Regions from separate parts of the Homo sapiens genome. Here region 2 is linked to region 1. A link is an interaction called in ENCODE POLR2A ChIA-PET data of the cell type or tissue named here. Cell type or tissue: A673. All regions are shown on one strand.

What was found. Peaks named below come from ENCODE experiments on the same cell type or tissue, not always from the same donor. Only the 100,000 strongest peaks of a DNase experiment are listed, where the experiment ranks them.
Region 2: POLR2A ChIA-PET joins it to region 1 with 8 read pairs; 5 of 35 experiments call an interaction of 5 or more read pairs at or near these places.

The regions. Positions count from the first base shown.
Region 1 is chr17:48,802,745-48,806,744 of GRCh38, forward strand. It overlaps TTLL6 (tubulin tyrosine ligase like 6), which reads right to left. Exons shown (of 16, transcript NM_001130918.3): 2 at 2,028-2,247; 3 at 1,147-1,184. Among named protein-coding and RNA genes, the nearest start is that of TTLL6, 12 kb to the right of the region's middle. In A673, a CTCF peak has its summit at 2,286; a DNase peak (open chromatin) is centred at 2,297; H3K4me3 peaks cover 888 bases; H3K27ac peaks cover 2,633 bases.
Region 2 is chr17:48,634,979-48,638,978 of GRCh38, forward strand. LINC03057 (long intergenic non-protein coding RNA 3057) reads right to left here. Exons shown (of 2, transcript NR_186590.1): 2 at 1-1,795. Among named protein-coding and RNA genes, the nearest start is that of MIR196A1, 4.4 kb to the left of the region's middle. In A673, a CTCF peak has its summit at 1,649 (motif pointing right); a DNase peak (open chromatin) is centred at 1,693.

The DNA.
Region 1 (4,000 bases):
CCTGTACTCCCAGCTACTCAGGAGGCTGAGGCAGGAGAATCACTTGAACCCGGGAGGCGAAGGTTGCAGTGAGCCAAGATCATGCCATTACACTCCAGCCTGGGCGACAGAGCGAGGCTCCATCTCAAAAAAAATAAATAAATGGCCAGGCGCAGTGGCTCATGCCTGTAATCCCAACACTCTGGGACGCTGAGGCGGGCAGATCACCTCAGGTTGGGAGCCCAAGACCGGCCTGACCAACATGGAGAAACACCCATCTCTACTAAAACTACAAAATTAGCTGGGCGAGGTGGTGCATGCCTGTAATTCCAGCTACTCAGGGGGCTGAGGCAAGAAAATCGCTTGAGCCCAGGAGGCAGAGGTTGCGGTGAGCCGAGATTGTGCCATTGCACTCCAGCCTGGGCAACAAGAGTGAAACCCAGTCTCAAAAATAAAATAAATAAATGCAATACAATACAATACAGCAAGAGCCGGGCACAGTGGCTCACACCTATAATCCCAGCACTTTGGGAGGCCGAGGCGGGTGGATCACTTGAGGTCAGGAGTTTTAGACCAGCATGGCCAATGCTGCGAAACCCCATCTCTACTAGAAATACAAAAATTTAGCCGGGCATGGTGGCACTTGCCTGTAATCCCAGCTACTAGGGAGGCTGAGGCAGGAGAATCACTTAAACCTAGGAGGTAGAGGTTGCAATGAGCTGAGATCACGCCACTGCACTCCAGAGCAAGATTCCGTGTCAAAAAAAAAAACAAAAAAAAAAAACAGCAACAGCAACACTGTGTTCTAAAATAGAAAATAGGTCTGTAGATCAGATTCAGTTCACGAACTGCAAGTTTGTAACTTGTACTCTGAAACAGAGCCACTGGCTGCAGCAACAGCTGTCTCTTTTACAAGTAGATCCCCAAATCACTATATATAAGAATTACAGATAGTTGAAGTACACACCATTGTGGTGAAAACCCATGACTCTTGGAATAGGATTCCCAACCTCTTTAATTAAATAGTTCATTGAGCTAGGAGAACTGAAGGACAGGATTTGAAGATACGCCCTTTCATCCTCACAAATATACAAGAGTGACTCTTCCCAACCCTTTGGGAGAATCCAGTGGGTCCCCATTATAGATCTCCTGAATGTAGATGCTCACCACTCTCATACCGGCAGCTGGATAGATTGATCACCAATCATCTGGAAAAGAGAAAAAGGAAAGCAGCAAGACAGAGACACACTTGCCAGAACAAGTGACTGTATCCAGAAACATCCTGTCCCAGGTGGAGCTGTCTGAAATCTAGCCTGCCATGCTAAGCCTGGTTTGACCGTCCCTGTTGCTGAGGACACGAGTCCAAGGGGGTACAGCATGGTGGAAAACATGGCATCAGGGTACTATTACTCTACCCAGAAGGTAGAAATTCTGTATTGCAATTACAGCTGATCTTGCTTGCAGCTTCTCACTAACATCATTGCCTCAAGCCTTTTACTCCACTGGCTCATCAGGGACAGGAATTGAAAATATTTTTGGCCAAAATACTTGTCTCCTTCCTCTTCCCCCCATTAAGGGAAGCTATGAATAAGAAAGTGGACAAGCTTTCCTTCATCAATCAGTCTGAATGGAGCAAGGCATGGTGAAATATTAAACAAGAACTGGAATGCACAAGCTGCAGTTGGATCCTGATAAGTCAGTATGGTGCTATCATACTGAAGGCGTACTAAATTTCCAGGACAAATCAGCGCCTTCTTAAAACAAGGAAATCTTCTTTTCCTGCTATTTTTTAAAGGCATCCTAAACACAAATAGAATGAAAATTAGGACAAGGCATGGTTTTTTAGATTACACACACAATCATTTGATTCTATAAAACAGATCATCGAAAGTAGATTCTTTTTATATGAACCAAAAGTGGTGAGATGTTGACAGTCTCAGCACACAGTTTCTCCTTTACTCTCTCATCATCAGCCAAGACCCCCTTCCCTCCAAGTCCTTCCTGTTATTACCAACATGGCTCCCCATTCCCCAGCTTTCAATCCTAACCTCTTTTTCTTCCTCTTCTTCTTGCCTTGCTGCTGGGCATTCTGAAGTCCGTTTTGTGCCCCTGGGTTCTCTCTCACAAAAGCCAGCGCGACGGTTTCTTTTGGATCTTCTTTGGAACTGTCCCCCTTCTCTTCGGAGTTTTCCCCTTCCTGGCTTTCCAAAGTCGGGCACTGTGGCATCTCCCTGGCCTGGGAGGAGGCTCTGGGGAAATACCAGGCCCCTAGAGAGAGGGCAGAGGGAGCCGCAGTTACAGAGATCCACCTGCAGGGGGACCCCCTCCCTCGCTCATGTGGGTAGAGACCCAGGGTTCTAATTCAACGCAACAGGTTGCAGTTTATAAAATGCCACCCGGCCTCCGCGGTTTGATGCAAGCTCAGGGAGGGAGCTGATTCCACCTTTTGCCATTGGCTGTGACCTTGGAGACTCACTCAGCCAACGCTAGCCTTGGTTTTTCCCTCCTGGGATTTTCAGGAGAAGCCTGAGATGCTGTGCATGGCACCACCTGGTAAACAATCTTATTAAAGTGAGTGAGTGTCTGGAGACAGCGAAGCCCCAAGCCTTCCTAGCTGAGAGAGTTAGTCCTAGAGGGTGCAGGTGGAGGTGCTTTGAGGAGGTCTGTTAACTGTTTCAGCACTGCACTGAACCTCCACACAGCAATATGCTGGCCTGAAAATAAATGCAACTGCCGCTCGTGGAGTACAAGACTAATGTGTAGCTGATTGAACAATAAGATTCAAGCCCAGGGCCAGATGCAGACCTTCAGAGACACCAACCACAGAGAAGGCTGTGTCTCTCCCACCATCCATTCCAAAATAAAAACAAGATCAAATTATAAAATACATGTAAGGAAGTCCAGTAAAGATCTCATCCTCCCTGGCCCCATGAGATTTCGTTCATGTTTACTCAAAATGCCAAATATCGCCAGGCGCAGCGGCTCACGCCTGTAATCCCAACACTCTGGGAGGCCAAGGCGGGCAGATCATTTGAGGTCAGACGTTTGAGACCAGCCTGGCCAACATGGTGAAACCCCGTCTCTATTAAAAATACAAAAAAAAAGGCTAGGCGCAGTGGCTTACACCTGTAATCCCAGCACTTTGGAAGTCCAAGGCAGGCGGATCACCTGAGGTCGGGAGATTGAGACCAGCCCTACCCACACAGAGAAACCCTGTCTCTACTAAAAATACAAAATAAGCCAGGCATGGTGGTGCATGCCTGTAATCCCAGCTACTCAGGAGGCTGAGGCAGGAGAATCGCTTGAACCCAGGAGGCGGAGGTTGTGGTGAGCCAAGATCGTGCCATTGCACTCTAGCCTGGGCAACAAGAGAGAAACTCCATCTCAAAAAAAAAAAAAAATTAGCCATATGTGGTGGTGGGTACCTGTAATCCCAGTTACTAGGAAGACTGAGGCAGGAGAATCGCTTGAACCAGAAGGCAGAGGTTGCAGTGAGCCGAGATCATGCCACTGCACTCCAGCCTGGGCCATAGAGCGAGACTCCATCTCAAAAAAAAAAAAAGAAATGTCAAATATCAACTATTTTTAATGGATGTGAATGCCCCTGCTTCACTCCTCCTTAAGAACATGCTTAGTTTGCCTTTGGGTAACCCAGAACTGCCAGGCCCAATTAATGGATTCATATTCCCTCACATCCAAGGCACCTATGACCACAGAGCCAATTTTCTGGTGCTTTCCCTTCCTCTCTTCACCTCCGAAAATCCTGCAAACCTCCTCACATTTCAACCCCTCTCCTCCGATGTCCACAGTCCCCTTGCTACTTATTACCTGTTCCTCCCTCACAAATTCTTTGGATTTAAAAAAAGATAATAATACATTACAATGTATTATCATTGAAAGAATATAACATTAAAGGAGGCTTAGAAAATGAGGTAGGATGAGAAATCACCTGTAGCTTTCCTACTCTATCATAGTCACTTTAAACTGTCTATGAATTCACTTTTATTCTTAATTTCTAAGC
Region 2 (4,000 bases), 170 kb before region 1:
GCTCCAGGGGCCTGGTTAGGTGCCCTTCTGGATGGGAGAGCAAAAGGTTCTCCATCCTGCCTCACAGTTATTCACCTCCAAAACAGTTTTGAGACACAATGGATGGCTAAGATTAGCTCAGGCTCAGGCAGAGTGTTCAGGTACAGGAGTGAGGTCCAGCTGCAGGCCCAAGAGGGGGTTTAGTGCACTGAAGGCACCCACCTTCCCATAGATACACACATAGATAACCCCACTCCCCAACCCCAAGAAAAGGCACCAAAGTGCTGCTGGATATTTTAAAAATCTGATTAAAAAATAAACGGGCAGGGAAAATACTAGGCAGTATAGGTTTTGAATTTTCTGAAGGGTTAACTCTGCTGCAGGCAGTCCCACTCGGCCCCAGCTCTCCAGAGGTGGGTGGTGGTCTGGGGGCAGTGCCCTCTGGCCCCTTCCTAGCACCAAAAGGGAGGAATTGGGGAGCTCTTTAACAGCTGGAGGGCAGGAAGTATCTTATTTCTGGCCAACATTCATATTCCAGTATTTGCATGGGGAGGCCCCTCCAGCCTCCCTCATTTGCTCTTTATCATGTTATATTTTCATTCAAAATACTGAGATGGCAGCTACTGGCTGTCACTTCTTCTATTAGGATTTCCCTCTGGGAGGACGGCAGGACTGAGGGGCCAGCAGTTTCCAGACCATTCAAGAGTGTTATTACCCATCCCCTACCGGGCACCTGGTGGGGGCCGGTGTGCTGGCTCCCAGCCTACTGCTGGCCTGGGTCTCTGTGGCTCCCTGGCTGAGAAAAGGAGATGGAAACCTTTTATAGTCTTAGACTCTTTGGAAAAACTGAAGAGGCCATAGCCTTAGGATGATGCACCTGCACACCCATATGTTTTGCATACATTTCCAGGGGCTTTGTGGCTTCCCCCTACCCCCATCCCAAGAACCCAGGCCATGGATTCCAATTAAAAAAACAAAATTATCTGTATGGTGCCAAAGGACACCCCAAAGCCATTCCCATAGATACCAGCTGTGTCTTTCCGAGGGCTCCCCAAAGGATAAGTCAACTTTCAGAGGCTCAGCACAGACACCCATGGCCGGGGTGCTGGTGCCGCTCATACACTAACTAGCTGAGATGATGGTCACTCCGTGAGTAAAGGCCAGTTAGGCAACATTTCTTTTCACCCCCAAACGTTTTCCAAACACTTTTCCAAAAGCATGTTGACCTCCAAATTATTCAGAAAATTGATGGCCATGCTGGAGGGTTTAGAGGTAACTTCTCCCCACTCCCTTTCTTCCTTGAAGATAAAGCAGAGTTCTAGCGTAACTGGAGGGGGGCTAGACAATTTGGTTGGTGAGAGGAGGCAGTGTAGACACAGACGCAGAACACAAGTTCCTTAAAGAAACAAAAATTGAGACCCTTTTCCATTTTGTGAGAGTCACAAGAATAAATATTTCTGGGACTTCCTGGCCTGTCTCCCTTCACAGGGTTCATTACAGGCGGGGAGGGAGGAGACAGTCTCGGAGAATTCAGAGGTGCCAGAAGCCGAGTTCCTAGACCCCAGCTGGATTTTTTTTTTTTTTTTTTTTTTTTTTCCAATTTCTGGCGGCGGGCGGCTGGGGAAGCAGCTCTGTGGTCTCCCGGCGGGTGAGGCCGAGACAGAGACCAACCTCTAGGCGGCGCCCTGGCGTTGAGTCCGCGCTGAACAAGATTCTCTCGCAGCTCTGCGTCCCGCGCCGGGTGAAGGGGCGTGTTCCTGCAGGCGCTCGGGGCTCGGCCTGGAGCTGGCGGCCGGCACGTCGCCTTTGGCGCCCTCTGCCAACCAAGAGAAACACGGTTAAATGAGTGCGCTGGGACAGAAATCCACAGCTAATCAAGGCCCCATCCGCTCCCACCCCCTGGCCCTTACCTCCTAACTCCATCTCCGACGCTAGGGAGCCTTCCACAGCCCGAATCTCCTTTGATGTCCCCAGCAGCCGGCTAGAGGGCAGCGCCAGCATCTTTAAACCCCTCCCCCAGCTTGCAAAAGAAGACACTGAGGTCCGAAGGAATTAAGTGATTAGCCCAAGATCGGAGCAGCTATTAAAAGTGGTGAAGCAGGGCTGGAGGAGGAGCCCTCTATTCCAAGTGGAATGTTCTTTACCCCAAATTACCACGACCATTCACCCCCTCCAAACGTGTCTTTCTTGTAAGCAAAATTCATCTCCAGAAAGGCAGCTTTTTGGTGTTTTCTATGTTGGAAGTTTGGCGTTTCTTGGGTTTCAAATTTGGGGAGGCCCATAAGAAAACTAGAGGCGGATATAGGGACAGCCAGTACAGGATTCAAAGCCAGGGCAAATCCAGCCCCCTCTTCCAAGAAATGCCAACTCCTCACTTATGACGTCCCTAGCTGCATGACCCTGGCCAAGTGCCTTAGGCCCCGAGGTGCCCAGATGAAGACCTACTGGAAAGGGAAGTTGTGAAGTGTGAATGCTTTGTGAAAGAGACTCAACAACTAAGAGAAGCTGCCAGCAGCAGGACTGCTCCACAGCCCCCAAACGAGGGGGGTTAGGGCCAGTCAGGCCACTCTCCTTCTTGGCCCAAATAGGGCCTCTTTGTTAAATTCTTGTGGAGCAAGGAAAGAGAGGTCTTGTTCTGGAATGAGCCCCTCAGAAACGTCCAGGGCCTAGGAAGAGCAGGATAGGAGAAACCAGGGTCCCTCTTCCCCTTCCCCTGTGGCAGAGATGCCATTTTATACTGCAGAGCCCTCTGAGAGACATTTCTGCAAAGTTATTCCTAAAACAGAGGAGCCAGAGAATCACCTGCGGAGGAGGAAGGCAACAAGAGGAGGGACGGGCTGCTGGGACCAGGCAGCAAAGGACAGGCACCTACTATGGGGCAGACTATGATGGGGCGCCTGCTGGGGTCTACAGTCCCACAAGAGGTGCATTTCCCAGCCGGGCAGGAGCTCTTGAGGATGCCTAATTACCCAGCGCACATCTGGAGCAGCTGCACCCTCGGACACATTATTTCGCTCCAACCCCTATTTTCATTCTGGAGGCTGAGTCATAAAAGACTGTAGAGGCAGAATAAAGTCGGGTCTGTATGTGTCAGCATTCCTGTGTGTGAGTGTGTGTGTGAATATGTGCACGTCTGGGGTGACGTCTGTGCATCTCACTGTGATTGCCCAACGGATTCGCTAAAGTTAGGGAAAAAAATGGAGCAACATCAGGCGAATTCAACTGCGAACATACTGTCAGCCTCATTATCTGCCCATTTCAAGGGAAAGCATTTGGGTCTTGGAATTAGCCAGTTAATTGCCTCACTTCTTTGTTCACTTTAGGGCAGGAGGAATTATCTGCATCCTTTTAAAGCATCTATATTTCAAAACTTTAAGATCTCCGCATTCTCAATTTTCTTTATTTCTATCTTTATAACACTTGAGCACTCAGATCTGCCTGTATCTCTCTCTCTCTCTCTCACATACACACATACACACACACACACACGTGCTTCATGCTTGAAAAGTAACTCTTAGTATCTGCATCTGTAAAATCTGGTGTCTTAACTCTTAAAGTTGATGTAAGGATTAATTAATGTACTATGATGTACTATGTGTCTAGCATTTAGCACAATACCAGGTGCACAGGCAGCATTTAGTAAATAGTAACTATTAATAATAAGGAGGAGGACGAAGAGAAAAGAGGAGGGGGAAAGTGGTATGGGGGGTGGGGGTGAGTGGCAAGGAGGAAACCTGCTTTGTTCACAGAGAGCCAGCCTAGGACGGAGGGTGTGTGTCTCAGCTGTATATGTATAATGTATTCTTTTGACTTAGAGCAATGTCTATAAAAGTGAGGCCCCTTGGACCCCTTGGCCTGTAACTACCTCTTCAATAAGGTACAGAGAATTGGGGCAATTATCTGGCTCATTTCAGGTTCAAACTCCCTTTAGCCTGTAGTATCTGGATCTCATAGGGGAAAGGTCTGAGAAGTGGTGGCTTGTATTCCTTTGGCTTTTCAAGGAGTTATTTCCCTTTGCTGT